Linked DNA regions of Mus musculus: all the other regions are linked to region 1. The links are chromatin loops, found by intact Hi-C in ENCODE. Cell type or tissue: heart. All regions are shown on one strand.

Region 1 (8,000 bases):
GCTACATGTGCTTTGTCAAAACACGACCCGGGCCAGGATGGCTCCACGGCAAATCACTTGTGAAGGTCTGATGACTTGCATTTGATGACAGAAGCCGCATAAAGGCAGGAGAGAGATGTCAGATGGTGTCCTCTGTTTCTACTTATACTCAAGTGAGCGTGTGTGTGTGTGTGTGTGTGTGTGTGTGTGTGTGTGTGTGTGCACAAACAACTGTTAAAGCTCCTGTGCTGGCTAGCATTATGTCAGCTTGACACAAGCTGTTGTCATCTGAGAGGAAGGAACAACAACTGAGAATATGCCTCCATAAGATCCAGCTGTAGGCAAGCCTGTAAGGCATTTTTTAAATTAGTGATTGGTGGAGGAGGGTCCAGCCCATTGTGAGTGGTGCCATGCCTGGGTTGGTAGTTTTGGGTTCTATAAGAAAGCAGGCTGCCCAAGTTGTGATGAGCAAGCCAGTAAGCAATACTCCTCCAAGGTCTCTGCATCAGCTCCTGCCTCCAGGTTCCTGCCCTGTTTGAGTTCCTGTCCCAACATCTTTCAATGATGGACTATGATGTGAAACCATAAACCAAAATAAACCACCCTTTTCTCCCCAACTTGCCTTTGTTTGTTTGTTTGTTTGTTTGTTTCTGGAGTCAGTGTTTTTCTTCATAGCCTTGACTGTCCTAGAACTTGTTCTGTAGACCAGGCTGGCCTCAAACTCAGAGATCTACATGCCTCTGCCTCCCAAGTGCTGGGATTAAGGGCATGTGCCACCCAGATGTGTGTGTGTGTGTGTGTGTGGTACCAACTTGCTTTTTGATTATGGTGTTTCATTGCAATAATGACAACCCTAACTAAGACAGCTCCTACTTAATTCCATATCTCTTAGGGTGTGCTGGCTAGTTTTATGACAACTTGACACAAGCTGTAGTCATCAGAGAGGAGGGAACCTCAGCTGAAAAAAAATACCACCTTAAGATCAGGGTGTAGGGTATTTTCTCAATTAGTGATTGATGAGAAGAGGCAGCCCACTGTGGGTGGCACCATCCCTAGGCTGGTGGTCTTGGGATCTATAAGAAAGGAGGCTGAGCAAGCCATGATGAGAAAGCCAGTCAGTAGCACCCCTCTGTGGCAGCCTCTGCATCAGCTCCTGCCTCCAGGTTCTTGCCCTGTTTAAGTTCCTGCCCTGACTTCTTCAGTGATAGACTATATACGACATGGAAGCCAAGTAAATCCTTTCCTCACCACCTGGCTCCTCATCACGGCGTTTTATCACAGCAATGGTAACCCTAACCAGGACATGGTGTGTGATCAAGAATCAGTAATGCGCTGGGCCGTGGTGGCACAAGCCTTTAATCCCAGCACTTGGGAGACAGAGGCAGGCGGATTTCTGAGTTCGAGGCTAGCCTGCTCTACAAAGTGAGTTCCAGTACAGCCAGGGCTATACAGAGAAACCCTGTCTCGAAAACAACAACAACAACAACAACAACAACACAAAAACAAAACAAAATAATTCGTGAACACGTGTGTGTGTGTGTGTGCGCACACACACACACACACACACACACACACCACACGATGAGGAGCAGATGCAGTATAGCATGGTTAATTGCCAGGGGCAGTGGAAATAGCCGGGGAAATCCCATCTTTGCTTGGTCAGAGGAAGCCTGCTTCATGGAGGAAGTACACAATGCCAGCTAGCTCTCTTGTGGAGTACAGAAGGCCTTGCAGCGTGGACATCACCTGTGAGGGAACAGGGGTCAGGTGAAGACCCCTGAAATTTCTAGGCCAAGAAAGGCTGGTGAGGCATGGGGGTGCTTGTGGTTTCAAAATGTAGAATAGGTGTGTCCGTCACTGTTCTATTGCTGTGAAGAGAGGCCATGACCAAGGCAACTCTTATATAAGAAAGCATGTGGTAGCGACTTCCACTTTCACAGTCCATTATCATCATGGTGGGAAGCATGGCAGCGTGTAGGCATGGTACTGAAGAAGTGACTGAGAGCTATGTCCTAATGCTCTGGCAGAAAAGGGGAGAGAGACTGGGCCGGGAATGGACTTCTGAAACCTCAGAGACTACCCCTAGAGACTCACCTTCTCCAACAAGGCCACACCACTTAATCCTTCTAATCCTTTCAAACAATTCCACTCTCTGGTGATGAAACATTCAAATATATGAGTCTGTAGTAGACATTCTCATTCAACCTACCACAGTAGGGCTTAGCAAGAGAGTAAAGATCCTTCCACCAAGCCTGAAGACCTCAGGGTGATCCCTGAGAGCACATGGTAGCAGGAGAGAACTATGTTCTGCAAGTTGGCCTCTGACATCAGCAATACCCTGGACAAAATAAGTAAAAGAAAAAGTTGGGGTTTTTGTTGTTGTTGTTGTTGTTGTTTTGGTTTGGTTTTTCCCAAGACAGAGTTTCTTTGTGTAGACCTGGCTGTCTTGGAATTTGCTCTGTAGACCAGGCTGGCCTCGAACTCAGAGATCCAGCTGTGCTGGGATAAAAACTGTGCACCACCACTGCCCAGCAGAAAAACAAAATTTTAAACTCTAGAAATAGTCCAACTGTAAGGGGCCGTGGATTTGGGGATAGTGAAATAAATACATCTTTGTTTTCTCATCTCTGTGGCTTCTTAGACTTTGCTCACTACTGTAGTAACACACACGACTGTCTAATAAAATTATTTTTGTTGCTACTTCATAACTATAATTTTGCTACTGTTATTCATCATAATGTTAAGTATCTGTATTTTCCAAAGTTCTTAGGTGACCTGGGTGAAAGTGTCCTTTGACCCACAGGTTGAAAACAACTGGTCTAACATGTTGTATTGCTTGACTAGGGTTACACAGCCTGGCAAGTGGTAGGGCTGACAATCAAAGTGGGTCTCAAGAGCTAAGCTGTAGCCCAGTGGGAGAACACTCGCTTAGGATGCATGAGGTCCTGGGGTTGATTCTCAGCCTCACAAAACCAACAGAAACAAAGTGGGTTTGATTGTCTCCATGCTCTAATCATTGGCACCTGTATCAACACCTGGGACCTTTCCCATAAATCCACACTGCCCTTGACTGTGCTCATGGCTTTTTATTTCTTTGTCCTGTGATGAGAAAAAGTTCTGAAGACCCCAAGCCAGCATGAGGTGGGTCATCCAGACCCCCCCCCCTTTTTAAGATTTATTTTATGTATGTGTGTACACTGACACTGTCTTCAGACACACCAGAAGAGGACATCAAATCCCATTTCAGATGGCTGTGAGCCATCATGTGGTTGCTGGGAATTGAACTCAGGGCCTCTGGAAGAGCAGTCAGCGCTCTTAACCTCTGAGCCATCTCTCCAGCTCTAGACCCTTCTTTTGACAGATGGGACAGAGAGAGTAGTAACTCAGACACAAGCACTCAGGTGTCTAGGTCAGAGCCAGGACTAGAACTCTGTACACTGAGCCTTCATCTTCTCTTATGTCACACACAGTCCTCAGAGGGGAAAATGTCCGCAGTCAACAAGGAATGACAAGGAGGAGGTGCCACCCCTTCAAAGGTCCTTTCCAGTTCCCTGACCTTGAGCATGAACATTCCCCCTCTCAGTCAGGAACAGTTCTAGTTCATTTGTTTTGCTGTGACAAAAATAAAAACAAAAACAAAACAAAACAAAAAAAAAAAACCTCTAGTGAAAAAGCAACTTAGGAGAGAAGGGAGTTTACTTCAGTCTGTCACAGCAGAGGCGATACTGTGGCAGGAGGTTGAAGCCCCTGGTCACGTTACATCACCACCATGGTCAAGCACAGAGAAACCAAGTGTGAAGCCAGGAATGATGCTTCACACCTTTAATCCCAGCACTCAGGAGGCAGAGGCAGGTGGATCTCTGTGAGTTCGAGGCCAGCTTGGTCTAAACAGTGAGTTCCAGGACAGCCAGGGCTACACAGGGAAACTTTGTTTTAAAAGAAGAAAGAGAAGGAAAGAAAGTCAGGAACAAAGAAAGGAAAAGAAAAGAAAGAAGAGGGAAATCAAATGTCAGCGCTCTTGCTTGATTTTATTTTTTATTGTTTAGGACAAAGTCTCATTATATAGAGCAGGCTGGCCTCGAACTCACAGAGGTCCATGTGCCTTTGCCTCCAGAATGCTGAGGCTGAAGGTGTGCACCACCGGATTCAACTCTCTTAATTAGCTTTCTCCTATCTTGCACTGTTCAGGACCCCCTGCCTTGGAAATGCCACCCACAAAGAGCTGGGTGTTCCTACTTCAATTACTAGTCGTGACAGCCCCACACAGACAAGCCCCAAGGCCAACCTGATGGAGATAATACTTGATTAGGACTCTCTTCCCAGGGGACTCTAGGTTATGTCTATTTGGCAGCTAGAATTAAGCAGCACAGGGCATTGGTCTGCAGAAGCAGGAGCAGAACTGGGGACCCGGCTCAGCACTTAGATGAACACAGGCCAGGGCCATCCTGATGCTGCCCTAGGGCTTGGTCTTTGGCTGATTTTGATGTCCCTATCCTGAAGCACGGGAGCTCTGAGGTAAGGCATTACCAAGCCAAGGAGCTGTCTGCACAGTAGGAAAGCAGGCTCCTAATGGGCAATATCCTGAGAGGCTTCTTCCTCCTTCTTTAGCTTCATAGCAACAAGGACACCAAGAAGGGTCCCAAGTGAGTCTTGCCTATTCAGCACTGTCGCACCCCAAAACAAAGTTGGCCATGGGCTGTGAGGCTTGGTTCGAAGTAGCCATGTTCTCCCTTTTCTGCACGAGAGTACGCTCCAGCTCCGCCAGCGCCAGCGCCAGCGCCAGCCCCAGCCCCAGCGCCAGCTCCAGCCAGCTATGCTCAGGGCCAGGACAGGTTCAGGGCTCTTTGCAATCCAGGCCTGAGATCTGAGCCCTACTGATTTGGCTGGAGCCCGCTCAGCCTGAAGTTCTGCTTAATATCCACCAGGTGGCGGAGCATCTGGACTGAGGGGTCAGCCATGGTATGTGTAGAGCTTGAGATGTTGTTAAGGTTTTTTTCTTCTCCTCCTCCTCTTCCTCCTCCTCCTCCTCACCCCTCCTCCTTTTCCTCCTCCTTCCTTTTCTCCCTCATCCTCCTTCTCCCTCCTTCTTCTTTCTGCTCCTTCTCCTCCTTCTTCTGTTTGTGTTTTTGTTGTTGATGTTTGTTTGTTTTATTTTGGTTTTTCTTTGATGGTGGTAGTTGTTTGTTTGTCTGTTTTGAGACAAGGTAATCCAGGCTGTCCTAGAGTTGGCTATGTAGACCAGGCTGCTCTCTAACTCATAGAGATTCACCAGCCCTCCCAAAGCAGTATTAAGGTGTGTGCTACCAAACCTGTTTTTTGTTTGTGTGTTCGTTTATTTTTCATTGTTTTTTCTGTTTTCTTTTTTAAATTGAGACAGGCTTGTGAATTCCAGGATGACCTTGAACTTCCTACATTATGGAGGATGGTCTGGCCACCTGATCCTCCTGTCTCTACCTTCTAAGTGTTGTCATCATGGGAGTTACAGTGCCATGCCCACTTTTTATTTCTATTTATTTGTTTACCTATTTACATATTTATTCCCTGGCTGTCCTGGAACTCACTCTGTAGATCAGGCTGGCCTCGAACTCATATGCCTGCTCTGCCTCTTGAGTGCTAGGATTAAAGGCGTGCGCCACTACCACCCGACTCTTGCCCAGATTTTTGTTTGTTTGTTTAAAATATTTATTTATTTACTATATGTTAGTGTACTGACACTGTCCTCAGACACACCAGAAGAGAGCATCAGATCCCATTATAGATGGTTGTGAGCCACCATGTGGTTGCTGGGAATTGAACTCAGGACCTCTGGAAGAACAATCAGTGCTCTTAACCACTAAGCCATCTCTCAAGCCCCTTGCCCAGGTTTTAAAAAGTATTTATTTATATTTTAATTTTATGTGTATGAGTGTTCTAGCCCCATATGCTTATGTGACTCTGTGTGTGTGTGTGTGTGTGTGTGTGTGTTTGGTACCTATGGAAGTCAGAAGAGGATGCCAGATTACCTGAAACTGGAGTCAAGCCCAGGTCCTCTGCAAGAGCAGCAAATGCCCTTAACCACTGAGCCATCCTTCCAGTCCCAGCTTCCTCCCCCACCCCAGGGTATTGCACTACACTCCAGGCTGGAAGTGATTTGTCTGCATTAGTCTTGTGTGTGCTGGCATTACAGACACGTGCCACCACGCCTGGCTCTTTTATTATTGTTTATTTGGACAGAGTCTTATACTGTAGCCCACTGAGCCACTGCCCACCCCTGGTTTGGGAACAATTTGTGAACTATGAAAGGGTGAAGGAGTGTCAGCCATGGAAGAGCAGGGGTGGGCTTGGACTAGTCTACACTTGTCCAGTCTGGAGCTGCTCAGCCCCCGTATCTTGTGCATCCTCTCTCTCTCCTCTCTCTCTCTCTCTCTCTCTCTCTCTCTCTCTCTCTCTCTCTCACACACACACACACACACACACACACACACACATACACACTGCTTTTGTGGCAGCTGGAGAACCTCAGTTGAATGTGGTGGTGACATTTGAGGCATCTGAGATGGACACCAGGATGCCAGCTGGAACCAAGAGACAAGGACTGTGCCGTGAAGGAGCAGAAGGCATGGATGAAGATGGAGGTGAACCTGGTGGGGAATAGGAGCTGGCATGGAGAACATGGGTGGGAGATATAGGGACACTCTTAGCCCCAGGACAAAAGACTGGGAAAGTGTGGGACTGTCCCAAGGGAGGGCCAGACTTGCTGGAGCCTGGTCAACCAAAGACTCTTCAGGACCAGAGCAGCAGGGAAACCCAGGCTGTGGGCCTGCAACTTGATCAGGGAGTCCAGCTTCCTCTAGTCTCCCTTAGCTTGGCCAGTGGGGCAGATACGCCCCCTCCCCTGGAGGGTCAATACCAATCTCTAGGCCTTCTTAGCAGCATCTGGCCCCTGGTAATTGTAGGGTTGTCGAGCCTGGCTATAAAAGACTGGATAGGCCAGCACAGAAACCAGGGAGAACTAGGCTCGCCCAGCCCTGAGAGACTGGGGTTGTCCAGGGAACACTGCTTAATCCACATTCTAACTCATAACTGCACACTCCGGTTCACTCCTGTTCCCAGAATCTCACAACTGCCCAACCCCCACCCAGCCAAACTCGCTGTTCAGTGGGGAAAATGGGGCAACAACCCTGAAGGGGCCTTAGAAAGGAAAACATGGGCTTGTTTACACAGCTGAGGTGCAAGGGACCTCACACTATGCCAGAGGGACCAACTAGCTCAGATCCCCACAGACAGCCTCAGTCCCACAGACCACGGACATACCGCACACACAGGTGTGCATGCTCGAAGCACTTCCGACTGCAGCTTATACACACAAGGAAAGGGGTTTACAAGGTACCCAAGCCACACTTATATCCAGGGTCACACAGGCTGACACAGTTGCCATAAAAGTCAGCTGACAGTCCCAACAAAACAAACAGTGTGTGGTGCCAACAAGGGCAGTGGCCAAACAAACTGGGCAAAGTCAGGAGTCTGGGAAAGGGCAGAAAGGGCAGAGGGGTATTGGAGCTGTGTTCTCATTCCTGGGATCTGCAGGGCCCAGCCACAGCCACACACAAGACACAAAAGCAACTCAGGCATCTCTAGAGAGCAGGGCTCCCTGCTTCTACCCACATATTCAGAGACACAGCCCACGGCCAGCACCTTGATGCCCACAGACCTCCCTCCAGGGGCTGGAACACTCCTCCCACACACTGTTTTGCAGATGGAGAAGACAATGAAGGACTATCTGGAAGAATTTAGCCTGAGGTTAGAGAGACCTTTCTGCCCACACCACAGACAGGCTTACCCAGTTACACACAGAGGCACAAACGCACACACACATCCAGACTTTGAGCCTCAGGGAAGGGCCGGTGGAGACTGACAAGTGTCTGTCTCACCCACGTGGGGCCATGCCCATGTCTGTCTACCTGGGCCCCACACAAGCCCATAAGGAAAGAGCCTACACTACTTCCCGTGGCCAAGAAAGCTGATCCTGTACTCCTCTGTGC
Region 2 (8,000 bases), 190 kb after region 1:
TTTAATCCCAGCACTCGGGAGGCAGAGGCAGGTGGATTTCTGAGTTCGAGGCCAGCCTGGTTTACAAAGTGAGTTCCAAGACAGCCAGGGCTATACAGAGAAACCCTGTCTCGAAAAACCAAAAACCAAAAAAAAAAAAAAAAACCATATAAAAAAAAAAAAGAAAGTGGGTTAGAGTGCAGCCATAGTGGCACACCTCGTCTTTGTCAAAAGATCTTTGCTGCCTCTGCTGTCAAACACCTAGGTTATTTCTTTTTCTTTTTTTAAAGATTGATTTATTTATTATATGTAAGTACACAATAGCTGTCTTCAGACACTCCAGAAGAGGGCATCAGATTTTGTTATGGATGGTTGTGAGCCACCATGTGGTTGCTGGGATTTGAACTTGGGACCTTTGGAAGAGCAGTCGGCGCTCTTAACCACTGATCCATCTCGCCAGCCCACCTAGGTTATTTCTAATAGTTCTGACCCATTCTTTCCTGCAAACGCATCCATCTTTTGTATCTTTTTACAAATGTCAAGTGTTGGCCGAGTAACAAAGGCCAGGTTAACCAAGTCCTCTGGGTCTATAGAGGAAATAACGGATAGGTGTCCAAGGGGCATTCCAGAAAAGTTGAAGGTGATTCATCTGGGCTCTGTTTCACATCTGCTACTTTAGACAGGTTAGTGGGCTTTTGTTCTGCCTGGTTCATCTTTCTACCAGAACCTGGTGGTACTCTGAGTGACCTCTTATCTCCCTTGGGATAGTCTCATTGGGATATCCAACCTGGCAGAGTGAGGTCAGTTGCCTCTACTATCTGGTCATCAGTCTTTGAAGCTATTCTGGAGAGTGCTGAAGCTGATGTTGTGGCAGTCCATCCCCTAACTTTGGTAGTGAAGAGGGGATGGAGAATTTGTTGACAATCATCCCACGTGGGAAGGTATTGAAAAACATAGGATCAATTAGAGAAATTAAGGAATTTATGTTGGGCTTAAAGGGGGAGTGTTGATCTGATTCTTCCTCTTGTAGAAATCTGTAATGGAAAAAGGATAATGGGTAGCAATTGTCTGGAATGAGCCATAGGGGAGGGAGGACAGAAGGAGGTACTGCTCAGAAACAGGATTGGAGGAAGAGAAGGAGGAGGGAAACAGGATTGGAGGAAGAGAAGGAGGAGGAGTTTCGAGAGTCATATGGCACCCCCTGGCAGGTGTGGAGAGGGGAAACACAGGGAGGTAGAGAAGATCTAGGGAGAAGGAAGACAGGAGAGATAGGGAAGAGCTACGTGGCAGAGTAGAGGTTGAAGCAGACAGACAGGAGAGGGCAGAGTGAGGCTGGAGATGGTAGCGAGGGTTGTGAAGGAGGAGGTGAGCAGGGGAAGGGGGTAAACATGGTTGTGTGGAGGGAGGAGACATTGTTTCTCCTGTGAGTCCTGCAGAATGGTTTTCAGAAGGCGTGCCCGGACTTCTGCTACAGGTCCTCAAAGGGTCCATCTGCCGACAGTCAGGGCTTGGTCATCTTGCTCATTTCTAACCAAACAGACCCTCATTCAGGAGCCAGGGTTGGAAGTTGCTTCTGTCAAAGGCAAGATGTTCCCATTCTGATCTGGATGGTTGGGTTTACTGAGGGTGACATTTACTGCTGCCCAGGCTGGGGTGGGGATGGGGCAGTCGTTTCCAAGTGTGGGCTATTCGGTTTCACAGAATGTTCAGAGATGACTCTTGGTGATAGGATATTCATAATCATCCTGGACAATAGATAAAGATAACCAGCAGGGCGGTGGTGGCACATGCCTTTAATCCCAGCACTCGGGAGGCAGAGGCAGGCAGAAACCCTGTCTCGAAAAACCAAAAAAAAAAAAAGACCAAGAACCTCAAGTGGCATGTGACATCTCACTTTTTGAGGGTAAAATATCTGGGTTCCATCAAACCCTTCTATTTCCCAGATTGGGATCCCCACAGACCAGATCACGTATTCCCAGGAGAGGCCTTCTCCTCAGAGCATTGGAATGCCTTTTTTTTTTTTTTTGGTACGTGAACCAGTCACCTTTTATTGAACACTAGTTCTCAGTCAGGGTATGAAGGTTCAGCTAGTTGAATTCTTCCTAGGTCAGAGTGGGGCAGGCAGTTACACTTGGCCATGCAATGCCCTCTAGCGACCCCTCTTCAGTGGTACTTGTGTCGCCGCTCATGTTTGAGTTCCTTGTAAGAAATGTAGTAGCTGAAAACCACGTAGGCAGCCAGCACCATGAGATGCCGCCTTTCTGAACATTGATGTCCTTGTTGTAAGACAGGACATCCCCTCTCTGAAAGGCTCCTGCAATGCCATTGGTGGTGAAATCCCTCATCAATATCCAGCTTGGCAGCACTCCAAGTTTGACCTCCATGAGCTTCTTCTCCTTCAATGGCTTGAGCGACGCCATCTTGAAGTCCTGGTCTGGAAGGTGTACACCTCCTGAGGCAGCCCTTCAACCCTGGAGCCCCAGAATGAAGATGCAGCTTTAGAATTTGGGTGGTCTATCTCGCTGGGGCCTCCAGAAAATGTGAATCCCACTGAGTGAGAATAAGACCACTACCACAAGCCAGTCAGTGGTGGTACAAACCTTTAATCGCTGTGCTCAGTTGGCAGAGTTAGATGAATCTCTGAGTTCCAGGACAGCCAGGGCTACACAGAGAAAAACGTATCTTGAAAAATTAAAACTTTTTTGAGCAAAATTTGAAGTAAACACCTGAGAATTGGCTAGTGACTGCCTCCCTTGGGTTAAAAAGAGCAGACTTAGGCAGAGGCAGGTGGATTTCTGAGTTCAAGGCCAGCCTGGTCTACAAAGTGAGTTCCAGGACAGCCAAGGCTGTACAGAGAAACCCTGTCTCAAAAACAAACAAACAAACAAACAAACAAAGAGCAGACTTAGGGCCCTTTTAAGTAAAATCATAAGTAGATGCAAAGCAGAGTTACAGAAGACAATAGAGCAGTAAAGAAGTATGAAAAAATATAAAAACAAAACAAAACAAACCAGCTTTCACCATCTCATCTCAGGTAAAGCTTGCGTTCCTTTTCATCCCCACTGCCTTTCCACAGATGGGGTATGAGCCTTAGAAGAGGAGTAAGGAAGCCCAGAAGGTTCATTGGGAATATAAAAACACACCTACCTGGGCTCTGGCCAGCATCTAAAAGAAAAAGACAGAATTTAAAAAAAAAAAAAAAAAGCTCCACTTTTCTGAGTCAGGCCCCAAAGGTGGGCATCACACCTGAACCTCTTTTAGACTGTACTAGGGGGCCAGAATTCTGAGAAGGAAAAGCACATTATCTAATCTACTTGCCTAGGAGTGGTCCTGTCCCGCCCCACCCCCCACCCCCTTCCCCCAGTCAGGTCCCAGACCCGCCCAAGTGGATCAACATTTAGGGAGGAGATAATGGCATGTCTCCACCTAGAGGTGATTCTGCTCCTTACAGTGTGTGTTCATGAAGAATGTGTCTACTAGGGTGCAGGTGTCTTGGAGAACCTGTCATTTTGTTTCATTGTCTCTTGCTTACTGTTCATATGCCAAGCTAGCTGCTAGGAATTTACCTCTGCTGCCCACTTCATCATAAGAGCATGGGTTTACAGGTGAGTGCTGCTAACTATCTGACTCCACGTGGGTTGTGAGGATCTGAACTCAGTTCCTCAAGCTGGTATAGCAAGCGTTCTATCCACTGAGCCACTGGCCCAGCTCCCTCCTTCAGACTCTCACATAGACTTTAGAAATTAGTTACATACAGTTACCTTCATCTTTCACATAAAATCCAGAGGGGTAGCTTGGGGTTGGCCTGGCCAGATGGCTCATCAGTTAGGAGCATGTGTGCTCCTGTGGAGGCCCTGGGTCTGAGCTTCAGCACCTAAGACAGAAGGTTCAAAAGTGCCTGCAATTCCAGCTCCAGGAGACCTGGCACCGCTGACCTTGTGGGGTACCTGCAGTCATGTGCACCCACAACAGATACACATGTGCATGTATGTGTGTGCACACACACTTAAAAATAACAACAACAAAACAAGACACCTGCAATATACCAGTACCCTCAATTTCATTTATTTGTTTAGATATTACACATTCAATTAGAATTCAAATGGGGGCCAGGAAGCACACTGCATGATACCTGTCTGTAAGAGGCTTAGACCCAGAACTTTCACTTTATCTGGTTAAGGACAGAGACAACTACAATGAGAAACCCTGTCTCCAAAAACAGAAATCAAAACCAAAAATGAAAGAAAGAAAGAGAGAGAGAGAGAGAGAGAGAGAGAGAGAGAGAGAGAGAGGAAGGAAGGAAGGAAGAAAAGGAAAAAAAAGAAAAACAGTGACCATGGGCTAGAGAGCTGGCTCAGTGGTTAAGAACACTGACTGCTCTTCCAGAGGTCCTGAGTTCAATTCCTAACAACATGGTGGCTCACAACCATCTGTAATGGGATCTGATGCCCTCTTCTGGAGTGTCTGAAGACAGCTACAGTGTACTCATATATATATAAAATAAATAAATCTTAAAAAAAAATAAAGAGAGAGAGAGAGAGAGAGAGAGAGAGAGAGAGAGAGAGAGAGAGAGAGAGAGAAAGAGAGAGACAGAGACAGAGAGACCACATCCCAGAAACAACATATATTGAGATCTCCCTCCAATACAATGTCCTAATGATGTAGAAACAGACTTGTGGAGTTTTTATGGTAACAAAGGAGGTTATACAACAAAGCATTTAAAAATGGGTTGTGGCCAGGCAGGGGTGGCACATGCCTTTAATCCCTGCACTTGGGAGGCAGAGGCAGGCAGATTTCTGAGTTCAAGGCAAGCCTGGTCTATAGAGTGAGTTCCAGAAACCCTGTCTCCAAAAAAAAAGAAAAAAGAAATAAAAATGGGTTGTGTAAGCAAGGGTGCAGCAAGCTCACCAAACTGTGCCATTCTGTGAGTGGAAACAAAGGTGTATGGGGATCAGTCTGCCAAGGTTATCTCTCCATGGGGAAGGGGAAGCAGAGAGAAGCAAAATGGGAGAAAGCACGCAGCTTCTCAGACAGACAGGCTGAGCCCAGTTTGGACCTAACCTACTGATGGAAACAGGGATGTGGATTACTGCAGACAGGGAATCTCAACTGCAGGCCTCAGATGCTACCTGGTCCCTTCTTATCCGTTCCACTGGTGCAGTTAAGGTTTGGTTAATACATTCCAAAGGGTTTTATTTGCCTATCAGGATGTTAGGTCTGGCACAAGGTGGGTAAGGAATTGCTTTTGGGGGACCTAAACACGGCCCCAAAGAAGTTGTATTTAGGCTCTGAACCTGCAGCAATCCAAACTCTTCACAGCCAATTTTGTTTTGTGTTTTTTCAAGACAGGGTTTCTCTGTATAGCCCTGGCTGTCCTGGAACTCACTCTGTAGACCAGGCTGGCTTCGAACTCAGAAATCTGCCTGCCTCTGCCTCCCAAGAGCTGGGATTAAAGGTGTGTGCCACCATTGCCTGGCTTGCTATTGACATTTTTAAAAAAGATTTTTTATTTTATGTTTACCTAAAATACAGGTTTTTGCCTGTATGTGTGTGTCTGCTGCCTGAACATAGTCAGAAGATGGTGATGGAGTCCCTGGTGTGAGCTTCCACAGGAAAGCAACTGGTGCTTTCCCACACTGAGACAGCTCAGCACGAGGCAGGGGTGTTTTAATCAGCTGCTTTTCAGGAATGCTGATTGACAAATTTCCCCCAGCAAGACAGGGTTTCCTTTTGTAGCTCTGGCTGTCCTGAAACTCCCTATATGGAGACCAGGCTGGCTGCAAAATCAGGGCTCTGCCATCCTCTGCTGGGAGTAAAGGCTGTGTTGGCTCTGATTGGCCTTTAATCAGTCAACTCTTGGTGGCTCCTAATAGCAGCTGGTCACAAGATCATAGGATGACTGGCCACTTGAAACTTCCAGTTAATAATTTATCATGTATCCATGATGAAATGGCGATAAAGAGCCCTGACAGTACTTCCAGACTATCCGACGGGTAGGAAGGTGACCTGCCCAGCTCCGTGAGCACAGAACTATTTTGTACTCAGGACTTTTTTTTTTTTTTTTTTTTTTTTTTTTTTACCTTTTTAAACCTTGTTCAGTGTATCTCTTTATCTGGGTGTTCCTTTTGAAGAAAAGAAAGAGAAAAATAAGAAATAGAGACCATTTGTTTATTTAGGTTTTTTAAGACAAGATTTCTCATTGTAACCCTGGTTGTCCTAGATTGTACTCTATAGACCTCCACAAGACTACCCTCAAACTCAGAGATCTGCCTGTCTCTGTCTCCTGAGTTAAAACAGAGGAAGTCTGGACATAGTGGCATACCCCTTTAGTTCCAGAACTTAAGAGGCAAAACTGGGTTTATCTCTGAGTTCAAGGCCCACCTAGCCTACCTAGAGAATTCTAGGTCAGCCTTTCTCAAAGAATCAAAAAAAAAAAAAAAAAAAAAAAGAAAGGGGCTAGTGAGATGGCTCAGTGGTTAAGAAGAGAGCTGCCTGCTCTTCTGGAGGTCATGAGTTCAAATCCCAGCAACCACATGATGGCTCACAACCATCTGTAATGAGAAACAAATAAAAGAAGCTAATGGGCCTGATGGAGTGGGGTCCCAGGTCAAGAAGGGAAGCAGGGTTGGGGAAGGAGGGGAAGAATGTTACAGTTTTAAGTCAAAAAAAAAAAAAAAAAAAAAAAGAGGGCTGGAGAGATGGCTCAGCGGTTAAGAACACGGGCTGCTCTTCCAGAGGTCCTGAGTTCAATGCCCAGCAACCACATTGGTGGCTCACAACCATCTGTAATGGAATTTGATGCCCTCTTCTAATGTGTCTGAAGACAGCTACAGTGTACTCATATAAATAAAATAAAAGTTAAAAAAAAAAAAGAAAGAAAAGAAAGCCGGGCATGGTGGCGTACGCCTTTAATCCCAGCACTTGGGAGGCAGAGGCAGGCGGATTTCTGAGTTCAAGGCCAGCCTGGTCTACAGAGTGAGTTCCAGGACAGCCAGGGCTATACAGAGAAACCCTGCCTTGAAAAACAAAAACTAAAACAAACAAAACAAAAAGAAGGAAAGAAGGAAAGAAGGAAAGAAGGAAAGAAAGAAAGAAAGAAAGAAAGAAAGAAAGAAAGAAAGAAAGAAAGAAAGAAAGAAAGAAAGAAAGAAAGAAAGAAAGAAAGGGAGAAAAAGAAAGGAAGGATGGAAAGAAGGAAAAAAGGCGCTCCCTGGGGTGGCAGCGGGCCGGTGAACTGGAAAATGAGACGCTTAGGAAGCCACACACCAGTGAGTTCCGAGCCTTTGTGGGTTATTTACATGGGGCAGGGCTTCTCCTAAGTTTGCATGGCCTTGGCTTCTTTCTGCACAAGCTCCATTTGTAGCCCCGGCTTCCACCTTTCTCTACTAACTGTCCCCTTACAGATGGAAATCTTGAAGCCCCTCTGGTCCCTATGAGAACTCCCTTTGAGAGCCATGGTCCTAGAAAATTTGGAGGTAGGTAAAAATTGCTCTTCTAAATCTTCTTCCGTGGCATTGAAGGGTGTGGCTTAGGCATGAGAGTGACCGCAAGACTCCCTACTCTTTTGTCTTTTGGTTGGAGAGGAGACTTGTGGTTCCCTATAGTATGAGTTGGCTGGGAACTCTGTGTCACAGAGTCTTTGGTTTGAGTAGGCCTGATGGCTCATGTCTTTAATCCCAGAATTTAGCAGATTAAAGGCAGAGTCGGGCAGTTATCTTTTACTTTGAGGCTAGCCTGGTTAATATAGTAAATTCCAAGATGGTTAGGACAGCAGCCAGGCCTACATAGTGAGGTCATGCCTCTGCTTCACCCCCAACCAATCCTGCCCCCCCCAAAAGTTTAGTATTTGAATCTGTCATAGAGCCTAGATATCACAAATTTTACAATTTTAAAACATGAGGTTTAATTAAGAGTAACATTGTTGGGGTCTGGGAATCACCACACAACCCATGCATACACCAATCTCAGCTAAGGAAGAATAGCTTATTAAATGCACACCATAGTACTGGATGTCCAGGTCC
Region 3 (8,000 bases), 210 kb after region 1:
TTCTGGAGTTAGAAAGAGACCCTCCCTCACAAACAAACTCGGTCGACCAAACCACAAATCACCTCAGCTAATTCAGCACTGATGTCATGAGGCGAGTGTTCCTGGACAGTATGGGGCTGGGATGACTGGGCTAGAAGATAGGAAAACAAGACTCAAGGTTGCTTTTGGCATTTGGGCTGAGGATTGTGACCTTTCGTAGAGTGTTTTCTAGTACCAGAGCCTCTTATGGCCTGGTGCCTGTTTTGCTTGAGCTGCCCCGACCCCCCATCTCCCTACTCCCATTTGCTTTTGTTTTTGATAATGGTGATGATGGTGATGGTGATGGTGATGGTGGTGGTGGTGGTGGTGTGTGTGTGTAGGTGCATTCATGCCGCTGTGTTCTTGGAGACATAAGAGGACAGCTTTACTGGACTCAGTTCTTTCCTTACACCAATGTGAGTTCCAGGATTTGAACTCAAGTCTCTAGGCTTGGCGGCAAGTACCCTTATCTATCAAGCCACTGACCACTCACACCACCAACCACTCACTAGCCCAGTTTTTTTGTTTGTTTGTTTGTTTTTTTGTTTTTGTTTGTTTGAGACAGGGTCTCAGGCAATCCAGATTGGTCTCAGGGAACTTGACCTCTTGACCTTCCCAGAACTGTTCTTTCAGGTCTCCTTTTCCTCCTTCCTCTCTTCTGTACAACCCTTTGCTTCTTACCTATCACGATAGACTGTGTTCCTTCAGACTGTGAGTCAGAACAAGCATTCCTCCCATGAGTTGCTCCTTAGCTGCAACAATGAAAAGGGGCAACCCATGCTAGGCATGGTGGCACACGCCTTTAATCCCAACACTCAGAGGCAGGCAGATTTCTGAGTTCGAGGCCAGCCTGGTCTACAGAGTGAGTTCCAGGACAGCCAGGGCTACACAGAGAAATCCTGTCTCAAAAAAAAAAAAAAAAAAAAAAAAAAAAGAAAGAAAGAAAAAAGAAAAAAAGAAAAAGAAAAAGAAAAAAGAAAAAAGAAAAGGGCAACCCATATAATAAAAATGATATTATAGGGCTGGAGTCATGGCTCAGAGGTTAAGAGCACTAACTGCTCTTCCAGAGGTCCTGAGTTCAATTCCCAGCAACTACATGGTGGCTCACAACCATCTGTGATGGGATCAATGCCCTTTTCTGGTGTGTCTGAAAGACAACTACAGTGTACTCATATAAATAAAATCAATCTTTTAAAAATGATATTATAGAAAAATGTACTTTTTTATTAGTATATCTCTGCCACATGTTTGCATGTCCTGGAGGGGCTGAAAGTTTCAGGCAATGTTGATCAGCCTGATGCTGGGCACTGGGAACCAAGTTCTGGTGCTCTGGAATATCTGGAAGCACTTCTTTTTTTTTTTTAAAGGATTTATTTATTATTACACATAAGTACACTGTTACCAGAAAAGGGTGTCAGATCTCTCATTACGGGTGGTTGTGAGGCACCATGAGGTTGCTGGGATTTGAACTCAGGACCTTCCGAAAAGCAGTCAGTGCTCTTAACCGCTGAGCCACCTCTCCAGCCTGGAAGCAGGCTTAATCACTGAGCCAGCTCTCTAGTCCCACAACAATAAAAACTTATCCTTATGTTTCCTCATGAGATTTTTTTTATGATTTTACCTTTTAATCTATGAAATTAAATACATATTTATATATCTAAGATCGTGTGTGTGTGTGTGTGTGCACACGCATGCATGTTTGACAGGTGCTAGTTGCTCACGCTCATCATCCTATCCTTTCAGGCTTTAGCCTGGTTTACACTCACCTAATATATATCAATGCTTCTCAGAAGACATCCCAGACAAACCCTCAAAATGTTACAGTCATGCACAAAAATGAGTTGTTACCTGTGTTTTTGACCAAGTAATAAAAATTGGGGCTCCTGCAACCCCTTCCTTCAACCTGGTAGGTTAGTAAACTGAGTCTGAGCAGCAGGTTGAGCATTGTATTATACAGGTTACAGGTTACTGACAACTAGCAGTGAGCATCTACTAGTCAGATCTGAGGGGAGTCTGTGGAGCTTAAACACGTGCACAGGGCTCAGAACCTTGTTCTAGTTTTGTTGTTGTTGTTGTTTTTGTTGTTGTTGTTGTTTTGTTTTTCAAGACAGGATTTCTCTGTGTAGCCCTGGCTGTCCTGGAACTCACTCTGTAGACCAGGCTGACCTTGAACTCAGAAATCTGCCAGCCTCTGCCTCCCAAGTACTTAAAGGGATTAAAGGCGTGTGCCACCACTGCCCGGCTTGTTCTAGTTTTAGTAGCCCTTCTGATCACCTCTCCATAGAAGCTGGGGTTCAGCTTAAAATGAAAAGTCTAGCATGTTCATCACGTTAACTGTCTAGGGAGTAGCCCCACCTTTAGGTTTTTTAAGCCTTTAATAACTTCTAGCAAGGAATCAGTGGGTGTTTTCCAGAAGGAGCTACAGGAGTGACCAGAGATCCTGCTGGTGCTTTGAGTTTTAGGTTCCTGTAGACAAAAATAAAATAATGTGCAAAAAAAAAAAAAAAAAAAGAAAAAAAGAAAGAAAAAAAGAAAAAGAAAAAGAAGTTACAGTCTTCCTTGGGTTTATTTTCTTTGCCAGCTAAAGAATTAAAAGGCAGAAAAGCTATGGAGTGTAGCAGGTAAGAGCTGGGGAAGTCCCAGACAAAGCAAACAGGAACAGACAGAATCCACAGTCACAGAAAGGTTTTTTATTATAGGTGAGGAAACACACACACACACACACACACACACACACACACACACACACACACAGAGAGAGAGAGAGAGAGAGAGAGAGACAGACTCTCCACAAAGCAGAGGGAGGATTCAGGAATCAGATGGTCAATTTCTCCTAAAAGTCTTTGAGTGATCTTCCTTCCCTATTTTAGGGTAGGCTAGTTTGAAAACACACAGGAGTCCCAGCCCTCGGGAGGCAGAGGCAGGCGGATTTCTGAGTTTGAGGCCAGCCTGGTCTACAGAGTGAGTTCCAGGACAGCCAGGGCTACACAGAGAAACCCTGTCTCGAAAAACCAAAAAAAAAAAAAAAAAAAGAAAACAGACAGGAGGACCAATTGGCTCACAACTGTTGTGTAAATATGTCATGAACTGCCTTGAATCAACAGTGGCTATGCTTTCAGAAGAAAATGTTCACAAAGCCTTTGTTCTAACCTGAGAGACGTTTGCCTCTGCTCAGGAGTGTGAGGAAGGAGCCAGTCACCTTGGAAGTCCACCATCGCTATTACTCAGTAGTCACAGCCCTTCCCACGTCGGCCTGCCTATCAGGGAGTCTACTGCCTTTTCCCTCAGTATGAGATAACCATCTTAATTTATTCTTTTCCATTTGCAAAGCCAGTGGTTGACAGCTCTTCTCTTCTTGCACAGACTTGGCATCCTGGCAGTTAATTGGGTATTACCATGAGTTTGTTTCATGACTATTTTTGTTACCCTGGCTTGTCTGTTTCTTATGTTGTTACTGTCCAAAGGAGCTCTAAAGAAAACTCCATTTCCTCAAATTCTGACCAAAACTAGCATTCGTTAGGAACTTGTGAAACCGGTTCCCCTTTACCAAAGGGGTTACCCTTACATGGGCAGCAGAAGGGACAAAAATTATGCCGGCCTCCAGGCTCCCCCAGTATATCCAGGCTCTCACAGTATATCACATGTTCCTGGCTCTTCTCAGCTCCCCCATTATCCTAAACGTCTCTATCTCAGGAGCTTCTCTTCCCTCACTTCACATTCTTATAACCTCGGCTATGCTGTTTTGGCCCTCCCTTAAGCTCCCTACCTTCTCTTATGCATGGTCTAGTCCCCTCTGCGAGCCATGTTCAATCTACTATTTTCTCACTCTGTGAGTTGAAGTTTAGCCAGGTCTACAGTGAGAGTTCCAGGACAGCCAGGGCTACATGGAGAAACCTTGCAGAATAAACCAATGTGTAAAGTTTATCTTGTCTAGACCCTTCAACCTTTTAGTCCGGAGTGGTAGTGGTCTCTTTCTTTGGGACAATGAAACTTATTTCTAATACTTCAAGGACAAGTCCATTAATGTCTGAGGTGGTTTGTAGTTTCAGGTCTCTTTTCTGATCGCGATGGGGTTTGGGGTGGAGTAAAAAGGAGTCAACGTGGTGGGCTGGCAAACTGTGAGGCCGAAAGTTCTAACATCTGCTTTGAGTTTTTACCTTTTTGCTTCAAGGGCGCCAAAGTACCTGGGGGAAAGGTGTTGTTTTCTCTCATATAGTCATATAGTCTTCCAAGTAGCCTAAAACTCATTACACGACCCATATTGGTTTTAACTCTTTTTTTTTTTTTTCCCTCCAGCCCCACCCCATGGCTTTAACTCTTGATCTTATTGCCTCACCCCTTCTAAGGGCTGGAAAAATGAGCGACTTCACCTAACTAGAATCAAAGATGTAAGAAGTGATTTGCTAGAGTTGGAAATAGGAAGCTGCAAGGCTGGTTATTCCGGGATCTTAGAAACACTGTCAACCAGAAGCACTGGAAGAACTATAGCTAGGAATTAGATAGCCAATTTCCCAGGCTTTCGGTATGGGTGTACCGACACCGCCGACCGCCTAGTGGGCTGATGGTCCGCGCGCCACCCTTTCATTGGCCAGCCGTCACAAGGCCCATGCTCACACGAGGTAATTTAGCCAATCAGCGAACTAGGCCACACCCACCCTGAGACACAAGTCTGAGTTTCTTGCCGCCTAGTCCGTGGCATGCCGGGAGTCGTAGTTTTATATTTATGTTCTGCCTCCTGAGCCTGGAGACTGGGAACTACAACTCCCAGAGTGCTGAGCGGATGCACGCTCAGCTTTTAGGTGTAAGCCGCAAACATCTTGGACCCCGGGAGAATCCGCGTTGAAGAACAGGTGAGAGCTATTGTTGGGGCTGGAGCTGAGGTTTACCCGTGTCTCGGATCGGGTGAAGCTCCGAGGCACTAAAGGACCAGTCCGTGTTGGAGTTACGGGGCTTGGGGTCGGTGGGCCAGAATGAACGGTTTGCTTGTGCCTTCGTGAATTTCTAAACGCTGGCGTCTTCCTCAAGTCTTCCGTACGCCAGGCCTTTAGTTTACTCTTGTGAGTCCTCCCACGCCCACCTGTTGCTCGGAGGCCGGCTGCGGTTAGCACCAGTGCCGGGACAGATGACAAGCGCACAGCACCTTCGGCTCCAGTCCCCTCATTGGGACTATCTAAGAGCTTCCCTCTCTTTCCCCTACATCCGGACTCCTGGGTTCCAGCTTTGGCTCTTCGTCAGCTCAGCTCTCTTACATTCACTGAACCTCAGTTCGGTGTCTCCATTAACATTGTGACTTAAGGACCTTGCATCCCGTAATTCCCGTAATACAATGTTCCGAATTGTAGTGAACGCAACCTTGGAAGTAGAAAGTGTTCAGTTTTAGCCATTTTCGGTTTAAGTGAAGATCTATTGGATCTCAGTCACTCCGACAAACTTTTCATTTCCTGTGTGTTTTTTATGTAATTCTTGAGTTTAGAAGCGGGGTGGGGCGTTCTAATGCAGGAGGTAACAAGCTTGGCTTGGGGGATACCTTAGGTAACTGCTACCAAGCATCTGCCTTCGGTGCTTGCTCCTGCAGGGAGTGCTTGGTGCCCCCACCCCCATGCACACCCAGGATGCCCCTGTCCTGCTGGCTGAGATCTCTGGGGGTCTTCCTGCTGCCAGCCCCCTGCTGGGCACCCCGGGAGAGGTGGCTTGGTTTCCTACAACGACCCTCCCTGGCATATGGGTGTCCAGTCCTGGGGGCCTGGCACAGTGCCCGCTGGTGGTGCCAAGTGTGGACAGAGGAGCCTCGGTGAGTGTGGTTGGGGTGTGGGGCTTCGGGGAGGGAAGCACCCGAGCCACCCTCTCATTTGTTTGTGTGTGTGTTTTTTTTTCCCTCAGAGCATTTAGCTCCTCTGTCAGAATGAATGGGAACCAGAAATTGGATGCTTATAACCAAGAAAAGCAGAATTTCATCCAGCACTTCTCCCAGATCGTCAAGGTGCTGACTGAGAAGGAGCTGGGACACCCAGAGATAGGGGATGCTATTGCCCGGCTCAAGGAGGTGAGGCATTCAGGACTGAAGAAGCTGGTAGAGGTGTGGATTCATGAGGGGTTTCGATAAGAGCGAAGTGACTACCTGGGTCTCTGGAGTAGATGGGTCTCTGCTGCACTTCAGCCCTCCTCGGGGATGTTTGGCTCCATGACTTTTGACCATCCAGAGAGCCTTGCTTGAGAGTAGCCTTGGACCTAGTAAAGTTTGATTTCATGCCCTGAAACTATGATAGGATCTTAGTAGATACCATGAGGCTGTTGGCACTGAGGCCTGAGGGAAGTTATTGTATTGTTAGAAAGACTGTTCTACTGGAGTTACCTATTTCCTTCCAGTGTTTATTTTCTTAAGACAGAGTTTCATGTTTTTTAAGCCCACATGGCCTCAGACACACAAACCCCACCTCAGCCTTCTGTGTGCTATGTCAGTGACAGTACCACCGTGCCTGGATTGGGAAGTCTTTTAAAGACAGACATTTTTATTTTCACTTTTTGGACATTTGACGATTTGCCTGCGTGTATGTATGTGTGAGGATGGTTGTGAGCTGCCATGTGAATGCTGGGACTCAAACCCAGGTCCTCCCGAGGGGCAGTGCTTTTCATTGCTGAGCCATCTCTGTAGCCTGGGGAGTTCTTACTTTATAAATGTTGTCTCATCTCTGAGGAAAAAAAACTAAGAGGAGAGTTTTCTTTGTCTATGCTGTGTCGGTATTAAAGAGCTAGCTCCTTAGTTAGTTAGCAGGAAGCACAGTTGAGAAGGCCCCAGGAGGAGGACATTGGAGGGGTCAGAAATAGCCCTGAACCTTGCTGTCCCTTCAAAGCCTTCTTTTGCCTAACTTTGGAGAAGCCTCGTTTTTTCTTTTGTTTGTTTTCCGTAGCCAGGGTTGGCTAGAACCTATTATGTATCTGAGGCTAGCCTCAGACTCATGCAGTCTGCCTGCCTGCTTCCATCTTCTGAGTACTGAGATGATAGGTGTCAGTCATCCCTCCACACCAGGGCCCTTGTCTTCAACACAGGCTTGTTGGCAGGTGTCCCAGTCCTCCACTTGGGGGAAGTCTTGGGTGTATGTTATATAGCAGGTACTTGGGTGCCACAGCCCATAGGATGTTGGAGAGGGAATGAAGAGGGGAGTGATCCAGGGGCTCTCCAAGGGGGAGTTGGGGTTCAAAGAGGGAGAAGGGAAAAAAATCTCTTCAGGTCCCTGCTGTGTGGACCCTGATGTCTTCTCATCCTGCCTCAGGTCCTAGAGTACAATGCCTTAGGAGGCAAGTACAACCGGGGTTTGACCGTGGTACAAGCCTTCCAGGAGCTGGTGGAGCCGAAGAAACAGGATGCTGAGAGTCTTCAGCGGGCCCTGACAGTGGGCTGGTGTGTAGAACTGGTAAGAGCGGGCCAGAGGAGCAGAGGGTCCTGCAGTTGGGTTCCTTGATGAGGAGACTAAGCTTATTTCTTGCTTGTGTTGGTGTTTCTGTGTCTCTTGTGTGCTGTAGTCACATTTAGGCAGTGTGAATCACTTCAGGGACTGACAGGTGGGCACAGAGAATTTTCAGAAATATTAACCTTAAATCTCACCAGATGGTGGTGGTGGCGGCCCACGCCTTTGGTCTCATCACTGGGAGCAGAGGGAAGTGGATCTTTTTGAGTTCTAGGCTAGCCTGATTTACAGAGTAGGTTCTAGGACAGCCAGAGCTACTCAAGAAACTTTTGTTTCAAATAACAGAAACCTTAAACTTCCTAAACTTAAAAAAAAAAAAAAAAAAAAAAGAAAAGGAAAGAAGTAGTTTTACCAGCTTGGCCGGTAAGCGCATTAGCTATCGGAGCAGAAGAGCCAAATTGGGATGCCAGGGCCGTGTGACAATCCAGCTGTGGCAGTGAACACAATCTGCATGGTAGGTAGAGGCAGGAGGCTGGCTGGGCTGCCTGGCTCAGTGAGAGCCTGTTTGAAGGGAAC

What was found. Peaks named below come from ENCODE experiments on the same cell type or tissue, not always from the same donor. Only the 100,000 strongest peaks of a DNase experiment are listed, where the experiment ranks them.
Region 2: a loop joins it to region 1, with 2.2 times the contacts of the local background. A loop is called at or near these places in 2 of 42 quality-filtered maps.
Region 3: it touches region 1 in a loop (2.4-fold over the local background); 2 of 42 quality-filtered maps call a loop at or near these places.

The regions. Positions count from the first base shown.
Region 1 is chr3:89,305,180-89,313,179 of GRCm38, reverse strand. Gm34014 (a long non-coding RNA gene) reads right to left here. Exons shown (of 3, transcript XR_867453.3): 2 at 2,189-2,317. Among named protein-coding and RNA genes, the nearest start is that of Gm34014, 6.1 kb to the right of the region's middle. In heart, a CTCF peak has its summit at 4,897 (motif pointing right); a DNase peak (open chromatin) is centred at 4,879; H3K27ac peaks cover 250 bases; H3K27me3 peaks cover 423 bases.
Region 2 is chr3:89,111,123-89,119,122 of GRCm38, reverse strand. It overlaps the pseudogene Gm29704. Among named protein-coding and RNA genes, the nearest start is that of Fdps, 13 kb to the right of the region's middle. In heart, a CTCF peak has its summit at 3,430 (motif pointing left); no DNase peak of the experiment used is centred here.
Region 3 is chr3:89,098,730-89,106,729 of GRCm38, reverse strand. Fdps (farnesyl diphosphate synthetase) reads left to right here and starts at 4,763. Exons shown (of 10, transcript NM_134469.4): 1 at 4,763-4,868; 2 at 5,899-6,061; 3 at 7,290-7,430. The coding sequence starts at 5,921. In heart, a CTCF peak has its summit at 4,562; DNase peaks (open chromatin) are centred at 4,659 and 5,699; H3K4me3 peaks cover 2,566 bases; H3K27ac peaks cover 2,339 bases.